Linked DNA regions of Mus musculus: region 2 is linked to region 1. A link is a loop called in an ENCODE intact Hi-C map of the cell type or tissue named here. Cell type or tissue: left cerebral cortex. All regions are shown on one strand. Links, peaks and the distances in the headings refer to the core of each region. The heading gives the core; the rest is flanking DNA. Region 1 holds the start of Nexmif (neurite extension and migration factor). Region 2 holds the start of Rlim (ring finger protein, LIM domain interacting).

Region 1 (10,506 bases), core at 1,434-9,433:
GAACTAGGTTAAAGAGTCATTGTCTCTCAGAAGCTCACTAGTCTATCAAGTTTTGAAAATTAACTATCAACTCAAATTAGGAAATATGTCTTTTAAAGGTGCTGTACTTTAAGTAATCATAGAATTTTTAAAGAATAAAACAAGTGTGCCACAACATATGGTAACCTACCAATAATCCCAAATAAAAAAATACTTTAACTTTGTTCACATGAAATGAATCTCTTCCTTGTCATCTTTCTGTGGGAAGGCTCTTGTGTATCCCAGGCTGGTCTCAAGTTTGCTATCTAGTTGAGGATGACTTTAAACTTCTTGTCTTCCTACCTTTTCTTCTTGAATGCTGGGATCATAGCTCCACATCCAGTTTAGGTGGCACTAAGGATTGAACATGGAGTTTTATGCAGCCCGTCTCTGAAACAAGACAGGGTCTCACTACACATCCCAAGATTTCCTCGAACTCTCTGTTTCCAAGGTTGACCTCAAGCTCAGGATCTTCTTGCCTCTCAGCCTCTTGTGTGGGGGATTATACCACATCTGGGTTTATGCTTGTTCTTGATGGAGGGTGGGTCAAAATTCCTATGTTTAGATGCAGTGTACAAATCTTGTTCTCCAGCCTTTAGATAATCTGCAGATAGACAGCAGAAGCTTCTTTCTCCAGCTAGTTTGTGGGACACTTGAAAAAAACAATGGGAGAATGAAACTGATAGTTTTCATAGGATTTGGGGACACTTGAGGAAAATGGTACATAATTGCTTAAATCAAAGTCATCTTACTGGAGAGAAATAAGATGATCTATAGACACGCCATTTTGGAAAAAAAATTGTGTGCGTTGTGGATGCTCTTAAGAATTCTGCCAGGGGTTTTTGGAACATTGTATGTAATGCCAGTACTCGGGAGGTGGACGTATGAGGATCACAAATCCAAAAGTAGCCTGGGCTACACACAAGACCCTGTCTAAAAATGAAAAACAAAAGCAAAAAACACTCATGGCTGGAAATGTAGCTCCAAGGTAGAGCTCTTCTCTAGCGTGTCCAAGGCCCTGTGCTCCATCTTCAGCTCCGGGGGGAAAAGGGGAAAAAGCTTGGAACAGAACACAACAAAAGCAAAACAAACGCTAGAAATCCTTTCCGGCTGGAGAACAAGGAAAGACATTAGATCATAGCATTTACAAGAAAAAGGGAGCACATTCCATAGCCAAAGTCTGTGAATCACTATTCAGGACAGAGGGAAGAGACAAAAGATCCTTGCCTCTACCTGGAGCAGGCCTCAAAAAGGCAGCTTCCCTGAACTGCCTCCTTCCCTAAATTGTGATATGCTTACTGTGGCAGGAGGCCGATGTTGTTTCATGTCTGCCTCAAAATACATTTTCTGGATAGCAGTGAAGGTACAAACTTAAAGGTCACCTGAAGTGCTCCTGTCATGGCTCTTTGTTTTGTTCTCAAAGCGTCCTGGACAACCAGCTTAAGTTCTTTATGTCCAACCTTATGACCTTGGATTTGAAAGGGTGCTCTGGTGAGGAACTATTAACTAGGGAGCTCGACTCTTCAGAGGAAGTAAAATAATAAAGGAAAATATAAAGTTTAAATCTGAAATCCTCCAACATGGGAAAAACAATGAAGCCAAAAATGACCTGCTTCTCAGTGAATCAGTCTCCTCTGTATCACTTGTTTGACCCTTCTATCTTCTTTTGCTTACTGCCAGCAGGAACATTTTGACCACGGGTATACTAACACATAAAAAGTTTACATATAACAGTCAAAGGCCAACTAGAATCTCCTCTTACTACAATGGAAGGGGCTTGCAGAAGAAAAAAATCTCTAGAACTGGATTTAGGAGCAGAGAAACTGCAATAAATGCTTCTTTGGTTAAGACAGTCCCTCCCCTAAGCAAATACTTCAGTGAGACTAGAACCTCCACAGTGATTGTGTTAGAGTGCCATGAGCACGTCTTTGAGTGTTTTAAATCCGGCTGTTAGAGCTTTTTCTTTCTCTCTTCTACCTCCGTAAACACAAGCAAAGGGAATCAACAGCACATCTTTAGTTCGCTTTGCTCTCTGGGCAGCTTACAGGTAATCAGATTGTAAAAAAAAAGAAAAGAAAAGAAAAGAAAAGAAAAGAAAAGAAAAGAAAAAGAAAAAGACAGGAGAAAGACAGTGAGTAAAACAGAAAGCAGCAGTGTTCTGCAGTTGTTTGACTTTGGCAACAGGGATATTACAGGTTTGCACGTGTGCCTGCATGTGTGTATGTGTGTGTTAAAAAAACATTGATGCATCGAAGATTTATTCATTGAACAGACTGATTTATTTAACAGACTTGACATATGTCAAATTCTGCCATGTGCTTATATAATTGTTACCCATTTATCCGAGCTGTAATTTAGGCAAATATTTGTTTTAAAAGTATTTTCTTTTAAATGGCTTTCTCTGGCTTGCTGCACAATCAGTGGTTCTTTTTAATTATGTTAACAATAGCTATTTGGTTGGAGTCTGTGAAATCTAATCTTTTCCCTAAACTCTTTTCAGTTTTTTTTCAAGTAATTACTTTCAAGTTAAAAATCATACCACAGGAAGAATTTAAATGTGCACAATATTTTATGTTTTGATATTTTGAATGTTTGGTCTTCAAAAAAAGTTAGTTTCTTGACATATTGTTAATAATCACAGATCTGGTACTATTGAAGTAAAAAAAAAACTGGCTAAAGGGACAAGAGTGTGATTTTTCTTAGCCTAGTTCTGTGGGGCATAGGGGTATGGAGACAGGAAGACAAGCTGGGGGGTGTGCTCTACAAAGAATTAAGTAGAAAAAGACAAAGTAAATGAAATCAAATTTCAAGTCTTACAAATTTTCTTGAATCACCCCACCCTATTTGAACACATGGGCACACACACAAAAATTATGTCTTTTCAACTCAAATACATGCAATCTATCTAGGTTCTGTGGGAGACAATTTTTGCTAAGTATTTCCAAGAAACAACAACAAAATGTCTAATCACTAGCTGCCAGAGGGGCTTTGAATTCCCCTATTGTAAATATGTTGCTTGCAAAAAAGCCCGAGGTTTATTTGACCTCCCTGGTCAAGGAGTATGGAGACTATGTAAGATGTAAGAGTATAGAGACTACATAAGATGTAAGGGTGGGGATAGAGGGAAATCCCACCACCACACAAGTACATTTCTGACCTAGTAAGCAAATACGCTTCTGTTGTTAGTGCTGGGTAAAATGTACAAGTCTTCCAGAAATTAGAGACTGTAATAAAAATGTACCAGCCCAAATTTAAATTGCTCACTAGACAGATGGTTAATTATATTCACAGCCACATATTTCACTGGGATAGAGTTTCAGACACTCAGCCAGTTTTATTTGATTAGCCGGTTTTCTAGTTAATATGTAAAATGACAGTTTCTTAAGGTTTTTTTTTTGTTCCTTTCTAAAAATATTTTTTAATAAGTGTAAAATCTCCTCAGCTATGAGAACATCACTGCTGTAAATAAAATGTTTGGTCATTCTATCCATGCATAAAGATGTGCGACTCACCCCGCAAGTCCCAAATGGTCTCTTGCAGTTCAGAGGAAACCATTAGAGCACCTTTTACTCAGCAAGCAAAATATTCCAGAACTATAAGCACACTCTGCTTCTTCAATTAAAACAGTTTTTTAAATCCCAGCGCTAAAGTATTTTATAAAGATACTTAAAAAAAAGTCCTGCCAACCCCACACACTATTGTGTATTCTCAGACAAGTCTACAAAATGAAACGTTAGAAAAAGCCACACAGTTAAGTATGCTGTTGCGCCTAGAATTTAACAACATGTTGGAAGCCAAAGCCCAGAAGCAAAATATGAGACTTGGTCATTCCAAAATGCTACCAGAAGCTGGACAAAAATCTGAAGTGCTGGTGTCAAAATGGGAATGTCAACTGATTTTTTTTTTTTTTTTAACTTCAGAAAAAGACTAAAAGCCTTGCGCCCGTGGTTCGGTGTCTCACTAATGAGACAGGAGCAGTCATGCTGAAACCACTGGATTCCTCAGCTGAACAGCGCGGTCTGCACACTTTCGGGGAGCGGGGCCGCCCCACGGCCTCTGAGCCCGCAGGGCTGGATAAGATCGAGCCGCAGCAGTGTCCCTGCAGGCGCAGCAGCGACGAGCTCCAGGAGTCCCGGAGGAAAGCGTCAATCTGACGGCAAGGGAGAGCGGGAAAGGGCAGCGGGCCAATTTCCTGCAAAGGTGACAAGCCTGGGCGAGGCTCGCTCGGGCCCCTAACTTCTCGTCGGTCGCCAGCGGCGGCTGCTTGGAGCGGGTGCTGCGAGCCGCCCGTGCCACCGCGGGGTGGCCAGAGGCGCCTGGGGCGCGCGGGAGCCTCGGGCGGGGGAGGCGTCCGTACGGCGGCCAGCGGCGCCTTCGCACCTCTGCAGCTTCGGCCGGGACGCCAGCCGGCGCCCGCCGCGTGCCTACGTTTTCCCGCTCCCTCGGACGCGTGCCTCGGGCCGTGCCACTTTCCCCAGACGCCCGAGGTTCCCCCGGGGTCACCGAACCGATGGGAGGTGGCAGGCGGCTAGCGGCCGCTGCCCTGCGGCAGGCAGGCGTGTGTGAGCGGCGGCGGCAGTGGCGGCGGCTCCGGCCCGCTCCCTTCCCCTCCCCCTCCCCCGGCGGCGGCACACAGGCCTTTCCTAGATTGCAGCGCACGCTCGGCGGCGGCGGCGGCGGCAGCGGCGGCGGCAGCGGCGGGCGAGCCAGGCTCCCTCGCCCCGGCGGCCTCGCTGCCTCCCGCACACAGACAGCACCCGCACGCCATTCGCACACTCTCCCACTCACACACACTCACACGCACGCGCGCGCACACACACACACACACACACACACACACGCTCTCCCCGCCGGCATCCCTTGCTCGGCTCCTCGCTCGGCTAGCCCTCGGTTCCTCGCAGCCGCCACCCCCACCCCCAGCTGCCGCCCGCCGGCTCCAGCCGGCCCGGGGAGCCAGGGAGAAGGCCCGGGGGGGATGGGGGAGGCTGCATGGCAGCGCTCAGACTCACCTCGCAGGCCGCCTCCCGAGGCGCACGTCGCTGGTGGGTCCTTGCTGCCGGCGTCCCGAGCTGGGACGGTCGCAGTCAAGGCTGGGCTGCCGCCGCCGTCGCCGTCGCCGGAGCTGCTAGAGCTGCCGCCGCTGCTCCCGCTCACTGCCGTCTCCTCTGCCTCTGCTCCATGCGCGGGGCCCGCCAGGTGGACGCGCCTCGCTCCGCTCGCTCACTCTGGCTCCGCCGCAGCCGCCGCACTAGATGGAGGCAGAGCTGTCGGGCTCGGGCGCCGAAACTCAGAGGCTCCACAGCCGCCCGCCGGCTCCCAGGACAGCGCTCCTCTCACCGCGCCGCTCGCCCGCGCCAGCACTGCCCGGCTCGCCGGCTGCGCGCGGCGGTGCCCGGAGCCCGCTCTGCACGCGGTGGCTGCGGCTGTCCGCGAGACGGAGACGCGGAGGGCGGTTGCGACTGCCGCTAGCGCTGGGAACACTACTGCTAAACGCTGCCACTGCCGCTACTGCCACTGCTGTGGTGGTGGCGGCGGCGGTGGCTGCTGCTGCTGATGCTACTGGTTTTCCTTCCCGGGTTCTCCCCCCCTGCCTCGGCCCCCTCCTCCCCCCTTTCTCCTCCTCCTCCTCTTCCTCCTCCTCCTCCCCCTTCTCCTCCCTGGGCTGCTTGGCTCAGAGCCTCTGCGGGCTCTGCCTGCTCTCTTCTGCTTCCAGAGCTGCCTCTGCCCATTCAGAAAGGTGCCCAGAGTGGGGCTGCCTCGGCTGCCACCATCGCTATTGCCCCTGCCATTGTTTCCTCCAACACAGCAGTTCTTGTTGGACGCGTTCCCCTCCCTATCCTCCTTCCCCACCACAGCCCTCCCTATCTTGCTCTCTCTTTCCTTACCCTCTCTGCGGTCCCTTCCTCGTGTGTGCCCCCTCCCACCCTGTCTGTCTGTCTGTCCCTCCCGGCGGTCCCCTCAGACGTCCGGGAGCGCGCACTGCGCGGCCACCTGTCATAAAGGGCGCGCACCCCCCTTCCCCACCCCCACCCCGCCCCCCACTCACATTCTCGCAGCCCGCCCAGTCCACGGCGCTGCTGGCTTGTTCTTCCCCTAGCAGACACGCAGCCGGACACCACTCTCCCACGCCTTTGAAGGCAGTTATGTGTTCAGAGAGGGGCGCTCTGAAGTTTCAGGAAGAATATCTGAATGGCTCCATGTATTAAGCCTCTATCCATCCAACCTACCCTTAACTTCAGGCCCCAAGCCCCGGGAAGGTGGATTGTGCTGGAAGGGTTGTAACAAGGCAGAGAATTGGAAAGGGATGAGTTTTTTTAGGAAGTGAAGGAGAGAAAAAGGGATTCTGAATATGGCCGGGAAGGAAATGGGATCTGACTGCTGTCACAGGAAAATTCCTTAGGTGGTCATTTCCCTTTTGACGCCCTGGGAATCAACAGTACAGGAATGGAAAGCGACCCACCGGGGAACACGTAGTATTCAATGAAGCCCAGGGTGTAGGGTTGGGGCCTGAGAGCCACGGTCAGTGCCACTAGAAACCAGGGAGAACGATTAAGTGTTGACGCTAGAGCGGAGAGAATAAAGCTAGCTACTTTGTGTGCACTTGCTCCAGCAAGTCCTTGCCACAACCCAGCTTCCCAGTCATGGAGAGCTCAATTTCAGATTTCTCTGTTTCCACCCTACAGCCTCATTTTCTAAGGTCAGACTTCGAGATCTGCAGTGTGTAAGTCCTCTAACCCTTCCCAGGGCCTCTAGCCTGTCACCTAACCCCTCCCCAGAAACAGCACAGACATGGATAATGTGTATGGGTCAGGAGGGTAGGGGGAGAGATTTTTCAAGGCAAAGTAAAAGATACAGGGGTCGGGTTTAAGTTAAAGGAACGCAGTCCTGACTCTTTCATCCTCTTGCCATGGAGTGTCTGTGTGGGGTGGGGGCAGGTTTTTAAAACTTACACTCACCTAGGGGACACACTTCTGGGTGTGTTTTCAGGGAGGTTTAGCTAAAGGCCACCTACCATTTCACCTTCTTGGAATACTCCTTGTCAGTCCCCTCTTATATTACAGAAACTCATCCTTCAATAATGGCTCATTTCTCAAAGAATCCAAACTTCCTGAGTGTTTACCTGTGTGACAACCACTATGGTGAGCAACCTACACCAATTCTTTTGTTTAATCCTCATAATAAACACATTTTTATTACTTCCATTTTACAGGTTAGAATATTGAACCCTGACAAAATATGCACATCTTGAAAAGAGGAATAGTGCTTTATGTACCTTGCTTACTGTGCAAGTACACTTGCCTCTTTTAGGCCAATGAGATAAATAAAAAATAAAATAAAATTTGACATCCACCCTCAAGTGCAGAAACAAATGTCAAGCATATAAAAATGCCACCATGTATGGCTGGATTTCAATTGCCAGAATGAATTGCTCTTTGCCATTTGATTTCACCTTGGCTAACCACATATGCTGTTATTCTTTTTGAAAGTTAGTTGCCAGCCAGTGCGATGGCTTACTGGATAAAAAGCAGATGCTTCAATTCTGATGCTCCAACATCCCCCTGAGGCTCCCACATGGTAGAAGAAGAAAATCAACATCCAGAAGTGGCTGTTGATTTTGCACACGTGCCATAGTATGTACAAGTACATGCCCCCACACAGGCACACACAAAATGAATGTATAAAGGTCGTTTATTAGCTATCAGTTATTATTTTGTCAGTGTCTCCACTCAAAGACAGCAAGGAACACACATTATAATGAAACAGTTTCAGTGTGTTACTAGTTACAGTGAAGGAGAACATACATCATAAGTCTACTTATGAATGAACTGTGTCCCACCCCAGTACTGTGCTGACGTTCTAACCCTCCGGATCTCAGGCTGTGGCTACTTTTGAAATAGAATAGTTAAAGAAGTGATTAAGTTAAAATATGGCCAAAGTGTGGGCTGCAATCCAGTCTTCCTAGTGTACTTAAGAAGAGGACATTTAGGCACACACAGAGACACCAGGAGCTCACACACTGGGGAAAAGAACATGTGGGACACCATTAGAAGTCAGTCATCTGCTAGCTAAAGAGGCCTTAGGAGAAAGCAAACCTGTCAACAGCTTGCTTTCAGATTTTTTTATTGGATATTTATTTACATTTCAAATGTTATCCTCTCTCCCAATTCCCCTCCCAGAAACCCCCTATTCCATCCCCCTCCCCCTGCTTCTAAGAGGGTGCTCCCCCACCCACCCACTCCCACCTCCTCACCCTGGCATTCCCCTACACCGGGGCATCAAGCTTTCACAGGACCAAGGGCTTTCCCTCACATTGATGTCCAACAAGGCTATTCTCTGCTACATATGCAACTGGAGCCATGGGTCCCTCCATGTGTACTCTTTGGTTGGTGGTTTAGTCCCTGGGAGCTTTTGGGGGGGGCGGAGTCTGGCTGGTTGATATTGTTGTTCCTCCTATGGGGCTGCAAACTCCGTCAGCTCCTTCAGTCCTTTCTCTAACTCCAACATTGGGGACCCCGTGATCAGTTCAATGGTTGGCTGCGAGCATCCGCCTCTATATTATGTCAGGCTTTGGCAGATCCTCTCAGGAGACAGCCACATCAGGCTCCTGCCAGTATAATCTTCAGAAATGTGAGAAAACAGTTTTGTTTTTTGTTTTTTTTTTTTTTTTTGTTTAAGCCACTCTCATTTTGTTATGGCACCCCAAGCAAGCTAATGTAATAAGTAATCATGGGGTAACAGTAAAGAGATGGAATAAAGGGTTTATTATACAATTTGAGATTTGGTCAAGCAGGACAATTTAGGACAGAGGTCTAAGGAAAGTGGAGTTCTGCTCCATGTTAAATACAGTCATAAAGGAAGGGATATGTATGAAATGCCATTTTAATAAGTCTTATCTATATAGAGGTCAAACTAAAGTGAAAACAAGGTTTCTATGGGTGGTACAATGACCTTTTGTCTATGGTTAGACAACACTATGAGCCAGTCTTGTTTTGTCTGTCTTTATCATGTTCTCAGAGGAACTTCATCTGATGTTGGTATTTTTAAAGGTTGTTTTGTCCAACAGAAAATCTTGGTTTGCCTATGAGTGCCAGAGGCAAGCTGGATCTCACGGCACAGGCTTATAATCTCAGATACTTGGAAGGCTATGGTGGGAAGATCAAAAGTTGAAAACCTGCTTCAGCCACAGTATGGGGAAATTATTGATATAGAAAATTATTGGGAAGCCGGGCGTGGTGGCACACGCCTTTAATCCCAGCACTTGGGAGGCAGAGGCAGGTGGATATCTGAGTTTGAGGCCAGCCTGGTCTACAAAGTGAGTTCCAGGACAGCCAGGGCTATACAGAGAAACCCTGTCTAGAAAAAACAAAAAAAGAAAAAAGAAAATTATTGAGATATAGACCAGAGGTTGTATGTGCCTCCCATACACGGAGCCCTAGGTTCAATCCCTAGGTTCAATCCCTAGAACAATCCCTAGGTTCAATCCCTAGAACCAAAGTAAACAAATAAAAAAGATGTTAGAAGCTTCTGCTTCTTTCTCACTTGTGACATCTTAACGCCATCCATTAGCTTTGTAGTTTTAAGTGAGTTTTTTTTCACCTCTCTGTACCTCAATTCTTCATCTGTGATTGAGGAAAATGAGAGTAAATATAAATTGTTATGGGAGCTGAATGTAAATATACAATCATATGATATAATCTGTTATATATCATCTACTGTACATTTGTATTATAAAATTATTTATAAATATATATTCTAAGGACTACATAGTCTTTAGAAAAATGCTTGACACATAGGCAGCCTTCATTAAATGTGAGCTCTTTTCTGTCTATTTTCTCCAACAGTCAATCATAGCATGAATTATATGATTATGCATCTGCGTTGATACTTTCTCCTGTGATAGACTGTGAGCTCTTTGAGAGCAGGGGAAGTAGATATTATTATATTAATAATAGCTAGTGATGATGGCTAATTTTGATTGTCGACTTGACTGGATTTACATTCACCTGGGACATACATGTGTGCATATTCTATAAGTGTAATCCAAACAAGTTTCACTGAGAAAAACGCCCACTCTGAATGTGGACATCACCATACCATGGCCTGGAGTCTCTGGATGAGTAAAAAGAGAAAAAAAGAGAAAGGATGCAGGCTACTTGCATTCATCACTCTCTGCTTTCTAACTATAGACACAATGTGACTAAAAGCTTTATAATCTTTTTCTTATACATTCCCCACTGTGATGGAGAGTGTACCCTTAAATGTGAGCCAATCTTCTTTCCCTGAGTTGTTTTTTTTTTTTAATAAGGTATTGGTCACAGTGGTGAGAAAAGCAACTAATATGCTAATTTTTGCTCAGTAGTTTCAATGATCTTGGCATAGATTTAAATGTTGTTACTCCAAGCAAACTTCTGAGACCCCATCCCTGTCTATAGACTAGCCTGGGTATCCTCCTGTGGGCTTATATAACATCTGTGTTTACCTTAATCT
Region 2 (10,506 bases), core at 1,338-9,337, 220 kb before region 1:
ACAAAAAGCAAAACCAAAACAATGGCAGAGGGGATAGAGATGGCTCCTTAGTTTAGAGTACTTGTTCCTCTTACACAAGACCTGATTTGATTCCCAGCACTACATAATGGCTCACTACATCAGTAACTTTGGTTCCAGGGGATCGACATCCTCCCTTGGCCACATAGGCAACAGACACACATACGATGCATATATGCACATATAGGTAAAATACTTAATACAAATACATTGAATTGAAAAAAAACAGAACAGAGTTGTGTTACTGCATTTATTTATGGGAAGATTCTGCTCACCATGCACACAATTTGTTCATAAATTTCCAGCAGCATGCTAGCAGCATATATAGTGCACTCAACACTCGTAAGACACCATATTAAGGAGAGATTACCTATTACCCAAACAGTAATGCACACTTAGCTTTTCTTGTCATTTCCTATCTTTACCTCTTGAAAGGGTAGTTGAGAAATCCAAAACAGATTCGGCAATGTCCCTCATGCCCAAGCTCTTTGCAGAGGAGTACTAGACTTATAGTCCACAATTCCACCTACAAGTCTCTAAAACAATTGAAATAACTACAGAGTAAATATAATAAAGGACAAAACTGCGCTATGCTACCAATGTATAGGATCAGGTTAGTGGGAAGCCACTCTGATGACACTCCATCTCCAGCTGACAGCAGTCAGTAACCACAGTACTACTTCAAGATTGAAGAGTCCTTATCAAGCTGGGCCTCTGAAACACTCCTGTTAATTCTAGCAGTGTAAAAGCCCAAGGTAGGAAGATCAGGAGTTCAAGGATGGCCTGGGCTACACAACAAATCTTATCAAAAAGCAAAGCAAAGCAAAACAAAACAAAACAAAAATATTTTCCCAAAATACTCAGAAGATGAGACAGGAAGATTTCCATGAGGTTGTTATATAATTAGCTCCAGGACAGCTTGTACTACAGAAGAAACCTTGCCTTAAAAAAAATTAAAAATAGGGGGCTGGCGAGATGGCTCAGTGGGTTAAGAGCACTGACTGCTCTTCGAAAGTCCTGAATTCAAATCCCAGCAACCACATGGTGGCTCACAACCATCGTAATGGGATCTGACGCCCTCTTCTGGTAAGTCTGAAGACAGCTACAGTGTACTGAATATAACAAATAATCTTTAAAAAATAAAAATAAATAAAAAAAAAACACAGCCAAAAAAGGACTGGCCTATCACCTATACCAACAAATTCATTTTAGTTGAGGAAAACAAGTCTTTAAGATCAAACATGATAACTCTATCCTTCCTGAGGTACTGTTGCTACACAGAAATCATGTGTGGGCCTTTAACCCTGACTCATACACTAATAAGAACCTTTTATACCTGCACCTAAGTTATCATCAAACTAGTATATCTCCCTAACCAGAAAGAATCATTCCCATCAGACTCCTTTAGACTGCCACAGGTCACAAACAGTAATCTATAGATGTGCAGTTATTACCATTAACCTACCTTAAGCACATGCAGACAGACAATTATGCTGCTGTCTACTACAGATATTTGTTCCACACATCTATTGGTGCTGCTGTAATTAATGGAATAAAAATCTCAAGTTTAATATGAGAAAATCTAGAGTGAAATTGACAATTACAAATTTCAGGTGGAAAATACTATGTTCAAAACCATATACACCCATAAACAAGATAACCATCTTTGAAAAACACCTCAGTTAACTGAAGGAGGAAAGATGAACTGCTTTATATACTATCTAGGAAATATCCCTATTCAAAGGTGAAATAAATGATGAAGGAAAAAACAATGCAACTATTACTGTCTGAGCATTGGTTATCAAAACTTCAAAGTACTGTATTAACTGGGCCCCAAGGATTTAGAAATCTCCATGTTAGATAAGTATACCTACAAAACAGAATGGCCTCTTCCTAGACAGTGACTTCAAAGTCCAGAACCTTATTTATTTATTTTTTTTACTTTTTTATGTTACCCACTCTAGAGTAAATCAAAGGAACAGGATGCTAGTCCAAGAGGTAGTTCTATTTCCCAGTCCTTTAGGATTATGGAAAAAGTACATGGAATGCAATTTTATAAATGCAAATGCTCCACTCGTCTCCTCTTCCTGAAAGCCTTATTACAATGTTAATCAACTGAAAAATATCAGCCTAACTTTTTTTTTTTTCTGGTTTTTCGAGACAGTTTCTTTGTGTAGCCCTGGCTGTCCTGGAACTCACTCTGTAGACCAGGTTGGCCTTGAACTCAGAAATCCTCCTGCCTCTGCCTCCTAAGTGCTGGGATTAAAGATGCGTGCCACCACTGCCCAGCTCAGCCTATCATTTCTAAAGAATTTGTTATTAAGCTGTTTCTTTAAAAAGACTCCTGATTATTTTTTTTTGAAACAAGATTTTACTATCTTGTCTGGAATTCACTATCTAGATCTGGTGGGCTCAAGTTGTGATGATCTTCCTGTGTCTGGTCCTCCAACTGTCAGGATTCCAGATGTGGGCCACCATGGCACTGACTTTTCTTTTAAGTAAATTTCTCAACTTACACCAAGAATATTACTAGATGAAATAGAAACTCTATAGCAAACCACCCAAATAGTGTATACTGGTTGATAACTCTCCCCTCTCACCTGATCCACTGAGGCAAATTACTTTAGAATTTATAGTTTTCGGATACAAGATAACTTACAGATTATCGCTTTTAATTTCCACTAGCTTTCTGGTAACTGGAGAACCAACAGGTATAGAGGTGAGTTTGGTGCCTTCAGTGTTGAGACAGACCTGAGATAAAATAAGTGCTTCAAAACCATAACCAGTTGGCTTAGGACAATCTAAGTTTGCATTTGCTTTCTTATTAAGTGTACTGGTTAGCACAAGTAATTTATATATTTATCTTACAATGTTAATAATAATGAAAAAATTAATTCCAATTAGAGTAATACATACCAACATGACTTCTTGAATCTTGAAGAGGAAAAGAAAATTATGGCACAGAAAGTAACACATATTCTATTGCTATTTCATTTATTCACTGAACATTTAAAAACAACTTCTTATACCCAGGTCTCTAACAACATCTTAAAAACAGCATACTTTTTTCTTTCTTTCAGCGCACACCTCTAATCTTAGCACTCAGGAGGCAGACCAAGTGGATCTCTAAGTTCCAGGCCTGCCGATCTATAGAACTAGTTCCAGGATTACAAAGAGAGACTGTCTTGAAAAAGAGCATGATAGATAGATAGATAGATAGATAGACAGACAGGCAGGCAGACAGATGCCACAGATAAAGCACTTTCAGGTACTGAAAAGGTACCCTTTGAATTCACAGTAGAAAGTACCCATTATGAATAGCCAACACCAATGAATCCATCCAACCACATGACTGTAGAATAGAACGTATATTTGTAAAATGCATTCTATTATTATAAATCACCAGGAGACAACACAAAAATAATTACCTGTCTTTTAGGACATAGTATTGAAATCCAATAAACTGGATTTTAGTCTTCTTCACTCAGCTCTAGAAAAAAAAAAGCATTCATTATTCTTCCTATTACAAAATCCGTATTTTCTTTGAAATACAACAAATTCTTAAAAACACATTTTGGTTATATATATCATAACCCAACCTAACTTAATGTTAGTATTAGTATATTTGGACAACCAAGGTCAGAAGGAACCAGGAGTTAGATAAAAGATTTCCTTTAAAGGCCAAGAGGCAATCTACCTTTTAATATTAGCTTGTTTAAAATAGGCTTTTCCTTATCAGACTAATAATTATTTTCAAGTTCTACGAGCCACTTTCAAGAACTTATTTGGCATACCACAGTAGCCTAAGGCAGAAATTAAAATAATAAAAATCATCAGGACATTTTAAGCTAAGAGATATTTGTGACCTTTTCAGCATGATTGTTTGCCCTTAAATAGTTATCTTAAAGGGTGCTTGGGTTGGTCCTTTTAGATCCTTAACCTGTATTTCAGAAACTGATTTGAGGAAAAGGTGGACCTGTAATTGTGCCTGCCTCCTAATTATAAAGAATCAAAGAAATGATTAGGACTACACTTCCTATTCTTTCTGTCTTCAATCATTCAAACGCACGGTGGCTAATTACAAGTCAAGAAATGTAAGCAACTTATTTCTAGGAAAAAAAAACATATATACAGTGGGGCCTGCCAGGAGCCCATGAGAATCTGATATAAAATCCCTTTCCCCTCCAAAAGAGGAAAAAAATGACCTAAATAACTAGTCTCCTAGGCCTCAGATGCCAAACGAACCTGTGGAATAAGTATGGTGAAACTGTCCAGGAAAAGAACGTGGCTGTCTCCTCCATCTTGAAATTAATCAGCAGAAGGGGGAAAGGGACTGAGTATTCAGGAAGCAGAAGCCCAACCGGTTAATACTAGTTACTAAGCTATGGCGTACGTGGCAGGTACCGCCCGCCCGCAGAAGCAGAGACCCTTAGGGGTTTTTTTCTGAGTGGGGGAGGGGTAGGGCTGCTGGCAGATCACACGGAAATTAACTTGAAAATAGTCTGGCTCAATTCCCACACTTACCAGGGAAAACAACCCGCAACGTCTTTTCCCTCCGTTTTTTTAATTTTTTTTTTCTTGTGAGGAGGAAAACCCTTCTAGTAAAATCTGGCCAAGGATACACTTAGGGCTAAAGGTGCAGGGAAGCAAACCACGTTTGTCTCCGATCCTCCCGGAAGACTGTCACCGTAGCCCCAGAGGTTAACAAACTGGTCATGCCCTACAGAAGCGTTCAAAATGAGGCTCTGCGAATCCTGTGAAAATCTGAAGGTTCAAGAGTTCCCAACATCCGAATTAAGAGCACCTCCACCCCACTTCCCCAAACCCTAGCCCGATACGCAACGCGGGGCGACGACGATGGGGGGTGGGGGGAACCTCTTAGTAAGAAGCACTGGAGCCATCCTCACGCCTGAGGCCCGGAGTCCAGGATCGCCTCCCCGGCGTTCGTTCTTAGCTCGGGAGGGCCGGGCCCCGACTCCACGGCCTGGGAGAGGAAGTCCTGCCCGACTCCTTCCCCTTCTTCCACGAGCGGGGCCGACACACGCCACCCAACTAAAATGGCAGCGGCGACTACGCCACGGAGCCCCCCACAGCCGGGAGCCCAGGTCCGGAGGCCGTAGTGGGTGTCTCGGCCGCGGCTGGCCAACTCGGGCCATTTTGAGGGCCGCGGCCCCTGCCTGCCTCCAGTCCGACATCCCATTTCTCGGGGTGCCCGTACCTTCACTTACACGGTGTTTCGGCCAGGAGGGAACTCAACTGGGCTCCGCCGCCGCCACTGGGACCTCCGCTGCGCTACTGTGCTGCCGCTGCCGCCGCGTTCTAACCCGCCTCTAAACCCGGGCAAGAGACCCGCCTCTAGAACAGCGCCAGCTCGGAGACGTAGCTCAATCAGCCATTATCTTCCCCATTGTTACCTAGCACTGACAGGAAATGACTGCCCACAACAGGAAGTGATGCTGCGCTCCCAGCTTCACAGGCCCCCGCCCAGACTGCTGGCCAGCCAATCCCAGTTGAGCCCTCGAAAAGGCCTGGTGGGCAGAGGAGGGGCCGGACAGACTACCCGCCCAGACGGGCGGCGGGTCGGGAAAAAAATGCTACTGGGACGCCCACCATGTGACAGGCCCCACCCTCCTTCGCCATTTTGAGTTGTAGCGAGAAATTCGCGTTCTGAGAATTGTGGGAACCTTCGCTTTCCCATTTTGAAAGCTGAAGGACGTCACAGTCGGGCCGCTTGAAGCCCTTCACAGAGAACAAGAATGTAGTATCGGTGTAACTGGCATTGATCCATACAGTCCAGACTAGTGTAGACGGCAGCCAACCTTTTATTCAACATGTATTTATCGAATGCCAACTGTAGCTCAAGCACAGCTGTAGATGTTGAGGAAGTTGAACCATAAATTAAGTTGAAATAGTCCAAGAATTCTCAGTCCTTAAGGGATTTGGTAATCTAGGGTGAACACACTTATAAAACAATTTGTTGCTAAATACTAGAGATTAAAAGTGAGGAAGTGGGTGGAGGCATAAAACGTGGGGACAAAAGTGAATTTGCAATGTTAAAAAGTGGTGGGGAAGGCCTCCTCGAGGCTCTAACTAGAGTACTTTAAAAGGGTGTGGCGATTTGTAAATGGATGGGAAAAAGTGATAGTGGGGGAATTCGAAAAGGGCGGTTAAGGAAGCGTCTATTGGATGCTAAAGCCTAAAGAAAGGACCAGAGGGAATGCGCCATACACCTTTCAGTTCCCATTGTTCAGTTAAAGGGAATAAGAACCCAACCGCCCCCACCCCGTTTTAAAGTACGTCTCTGTGTTCCCACCCTATTTTTCTGTTTTCTGATAAAAGAACAGGTAGACTAACTTTTTTACTGTTGTTCCAACGAACCTAACTTATTGCTACATCAGTTGCTTAAACTGGGCTGGAAGCTGGAAGCTGGTCGACGGTGGCTCGCCTTTAACGCCAGTACTCAGGAGGCAGAGGCAGGCAGATCTCTGTGTAAGTTTAAGGCCAGCCTGGTATACTGAGTGAGTTCTACGACAGCCAGGGCTACACAGAGAAACCCTGTCTCGAAAAACAAAAACAAAAAACAAAAAAAAGGCACACACATAAACTACACTATAATATTTTTCTTTTCATATTTTTTACATGGATCGTCTAGGCCTCACCTCACCTCCTAGAGAAACCCGTGACCACTCTATTTAACCTTCTCCATTACCTACGTAATTTTCTGTAAAGCACTTAGTTTATCTCACCGGTTAAGAACGCGGTAAAGAGCTGGAGAGATGAGTCAGCGGTTAAGCACACAGACTGTTTTTCCAGAGGCGCTGAGTTCAATTCTCAGCAACCACGTGGTGGCTCCCAACCGTCTGCCATGTGATCCGATGCTCTCATCTGCTGTGTCTGTAGACCGCGACAGTGTAATCACATACATAAAATAAATAAATCTTTAAAAAAAAAAAAAAAGAACACGCCGGGCAGTGGTGGCGCACGTCTTTAATCCCAGCACTTGGGAGGCAGAGGCAGGTGGATTTCTGAGTTCGAGCCTGGTCTACAGAGTGAGTTCCAGGACATCCAGGGCTACACAGAGAAACCCTGTCTCCAAAAACCAAAAACACACACACACACTAAAAACCCAAGAACTGGGGAAGCTGAGACAGGAGGGTTGCTGAGAGTTGGAGGCCAACTTGGGCTACATAATAAATTCCAGACCAGCCTGAGATTAAAGTGTGAGACTAAATTTTAAAATGGAGAGTCTGTCTATGAGACCCAGGCTGGCCTTGAATCTACAGTCAAGCTTCTACTTCCCAAGTATTCGTACTGGTATTTCAAACCTTCTTCACTCTTCCCTGCTCAAAGGTCATGTAACTTTTAAAAGACAATCTGGTAATGTGTGTCAAAAGCCCCAGTGTAGCTGGGCACCACAGTGTTTGCCTGTTATCAAAGTACCTAAGAGGATCAAGCAGGATTGTAACTCATTCAAGGCCAGTCTGGGCTACCTAGTGTGTTCCAGGCCAGCCTGGGCTAGAGTGAGACTCTGTCTTTAAAAAAAATACTAGACATTATATAGAATGTTTTAATTTATAAATTACACTTTTTGCGTGTATGTTTGAGCCTGCTATGTTGCTCAAACGTTCTTACTTTCCACCCACTTTGTGGGCTGTCTCAGGGATTGAATTCAGGGCCAGAATGCCAGCAGAGGCCAAAGCTTAAAAAAATAAATATATCTATACTCTAGATAGAAGTCTACATTCCTTGGGGGGAGGGAGGGAGGGAGAGAGAGAGAGATTGATTTGTGGTTTTTCCCCAGTACTAAGGATGTACTTGGGATGCACTTGACCACTAAGCTAAATGCCCAACCCCTACAAGTCTATGTGGGCATACATGCAAGTAAAGTATAATCATTATTAGCCGTTTAACCTTCTTTATCTTTTTCTGTATTGTCTTAGAGATTTCACAGTGTCCATGTATTTAATAGATTTTAGCAAGGAGGACAGTCTTTTTCATTCAGTAAGTAAAAGCAGTAAGAATGTAAAACAAGAAAAGAAAAAGAGTTCCTATCCATTTGTTCTTTCTATGGTCCAAATACACACCTTGCCTCTGTTTCCGAAGACCTATGTTCCCATGCTTGTTCATAAACACACAGCTGCTTCAGGTATTAAGGAAATTATTCACATCATGCAGCCCATGATGCCATTTGAGTACACTCTAGAACCATCCAAGCAAACACTATTGAATATTTAGTTCCCATTCAGCCTACTTATGTGTCTCACGTGACAATGAAACAGCTGGGGGGAAAAACTCTCCTCGAGTTCATTTCAGTGATCTGCTGACGACTGTTTAGATCTATCAGTAGCTATCATCACAAGACCCGCTCTGTAGGCAAGACAGTCATTGAACCAATATTAACGTAAAGAACATAGGAGAAGAGTGTACCAACGGAAGTACCAAGAACAGCTGCCATTTGTGCCTGAGACCTGAAAGGGTGGTTCTGGAAAATGAGGGAAGAACTGGGAGAGACTGAACAGCCTTATTTACATTCCCTGGGATGAGAAAATGGAGCCTGGGGTGCTGAAGCACTAGACGGTTTTGTCCAACAAAGATTCTGTTTTATTTTCTTCACACATTAGAATTTAATTGGGCCATTTGCTTGTATATTGATTTTATTTGTATGTTTATAATCTATCAGTCTTCCGGCTTGCTGCCTCCTACCCCTCTGAGAGTAAACACCATGGGAACTGCGCTTGGCTCCACCCCTTCACAGCAGAATCTCCCCAGCCTAAAATACTAACAATCACCAAATCAATAGTTTTAAATGAATCAACAAGCTAGCATGTAGTTTTTATTGCAGATTTCGAATTTCTCCTAATAGCAATGAAAATCGTTAGTTTTTTTTAAAAAGAAAGATCAATGTTATCTGATTCAATATTGTCTTGTTTTTGTTTTGTTTGTTTTTTAAAGCTCTTTATGTATGCTATGTGTTTGATTTTGGTTTTTCTTTTTAAAAAATAATATTTAAATTTAGAGATAACATTTACAGCTGTGGTGTGTTCTAAGCTTCATTTTTCTTTCTAGAAATATCCCCACTATTTTAAGATATAATAAGTAAGTGCTGTTTTTAAGACAGTCCAAAGGTTCTGTGGAAAAGGCAGCTTCAGAATATTTACTTAGTTCTCTTAATGCCTCTAATGTCGTTCAAAAATCTTTTGAGTAACAATCATGGACCTCTCTGACACGCCCAGTGAGTACAGTATATTTACCTTGCCATTCCACACACTAGACCTTCTTCAGCCTCTGGCTCTACCAGTGCCCCTCTCGCCACCGCCCTTTGACTCTGTCCTTGGTCAGGTTTCAGTGCAGTTAAGATCACAACAGAGCTTTATTCTCCCCAGCAGGTCACCTCATCTTCACTTCGCATAACAAACACTCATTTTGCATTGTAGATAACATGTCTACTTCTTGAGAACAAATACTGCCTCTTTTGAAGATAGCAGACAGGGTAATAGATACTCTGTAACTATTTGAATAAATGGGTAGATGGGAAAAAATCTGGGGGCTGGAGAGATGGCTCAGTGGCTAAGAGCACTGACTGTTCTTTCAGAGGTCCCGAGATCAATTCCCAGCAACCACATGGTGGCTCACAACCATCTAAAATGGGATCTGATGCTCTTCTAGTGTGTGTCTGAAGACAGCTACAGTGTACTCATATACATAATAAATAAATAAAACTTAAAAAAAAAAGAAAAAATCCACTGGCCAAAATCTTTTACCCAGGAAACCATTTAGTTTTTAGTGCTTCCATTCCACTGCTTGCTCTTTTAGAAGTTCACTCTAACAGTTAAGATAGAAGTGAACTGTAAAAGCCTTCTTCAGTTCGTTCCAAGGAAGTGCATAAAGATACAAAGGTAAATATTCACTAATGTTTTATTTAAACAAATAAATTAAGTATTAATTTATTTTGGCACCAGAGATCAAACTGAATGTGTCTATGGTCTTATGAACACTAAGCAAGAGCTCTGTCACTGAACCAGATCCTCAAGTCTCTTATTCATTCATTTATTCCTTGGATTAAGTCATTCATTCAATAAATACTGGGAGCCAATGCTCTTCCTTACGCCTTGGGGCTTTGGGTACAGAAGTTACAAACTCTGTCTTCTTCTCATAGTGGAAGAGAAGCATCCTGGGAGAATGTAGTTTCATCATTTTATAAAGATGTGTGCAGATTCCATTGACAGCCCAGGAGTTCTCACTCGTGTGTGATTCGTTTGAGGGTATAGAAGGCATTAATATGATCAAAGTAACGTGTGTGTGTATGTGTGTGTGTGTGTGTCCGTCTGTCTGTCTGTGAAAATGTCACAGTTGATGAAACAAGAAAAGGTCAAAATGAAGCCCGTTATTTTGCACAATTAGTACGTTGTAATAAAAGAGAACAAAGGAAAGATTAGAACGGCAAGCACACAGAGCACAGAAAGCCTGCAGAGGGCATTCCAAGCCCTA

What was found. Peaks named below come from ENCODE experiments on the same cell type or tissue, not always from the same donor. Only the 100,000 strongest peaks of a DNase experiment are listed, where the experiment ranks them.
Region 2: a loop joins it to region 1, with 5 times the contacts of the local background. A loop is called at or near these places in 2 of 42 quality-filtered maps.

What each region holds. Positions count from the first base shown.
Region 1 is chrX:104,195,606-104,206,111 of GRCm38, forward strand. Nexmif (neurite extension and migration factor) reads right to left here and starts at 5,579. Exons shown (of 5, transcript NM_001077354.3): 1 at 5,028-5,579. In left cerebral cortex, for the core only: a CTCF peak has its summit at 5,501; DNase peaks (open chromatin) are centred at 3,298, 4,121, 4,935, 5,544 and 2 more places; H3K4me3 peaks cover 3,078 bases; H3K27ac peaks cover 1,841 bases.
Region 2 is chrX:103,975,827-103,986,332 of GRCm38, forward strand. It overlaps Rlim (ring finger protein, LIM domain interacting), which reads right to left and starts at 5,459. Exons shown (of 5, transcript NM_011276.4): 1 at 5,237-5,459; 2 at 3,447-3,508. In left cerebral cortex, for the core only: no CTCF peak of the experiment used is centred there; DNase peaks (open chromatin) are centred at 4,546, 4,952 and 5,535; H3K4me3 peaks cover 2,116 bases; H3K27ac peaks cover 1,284 bases.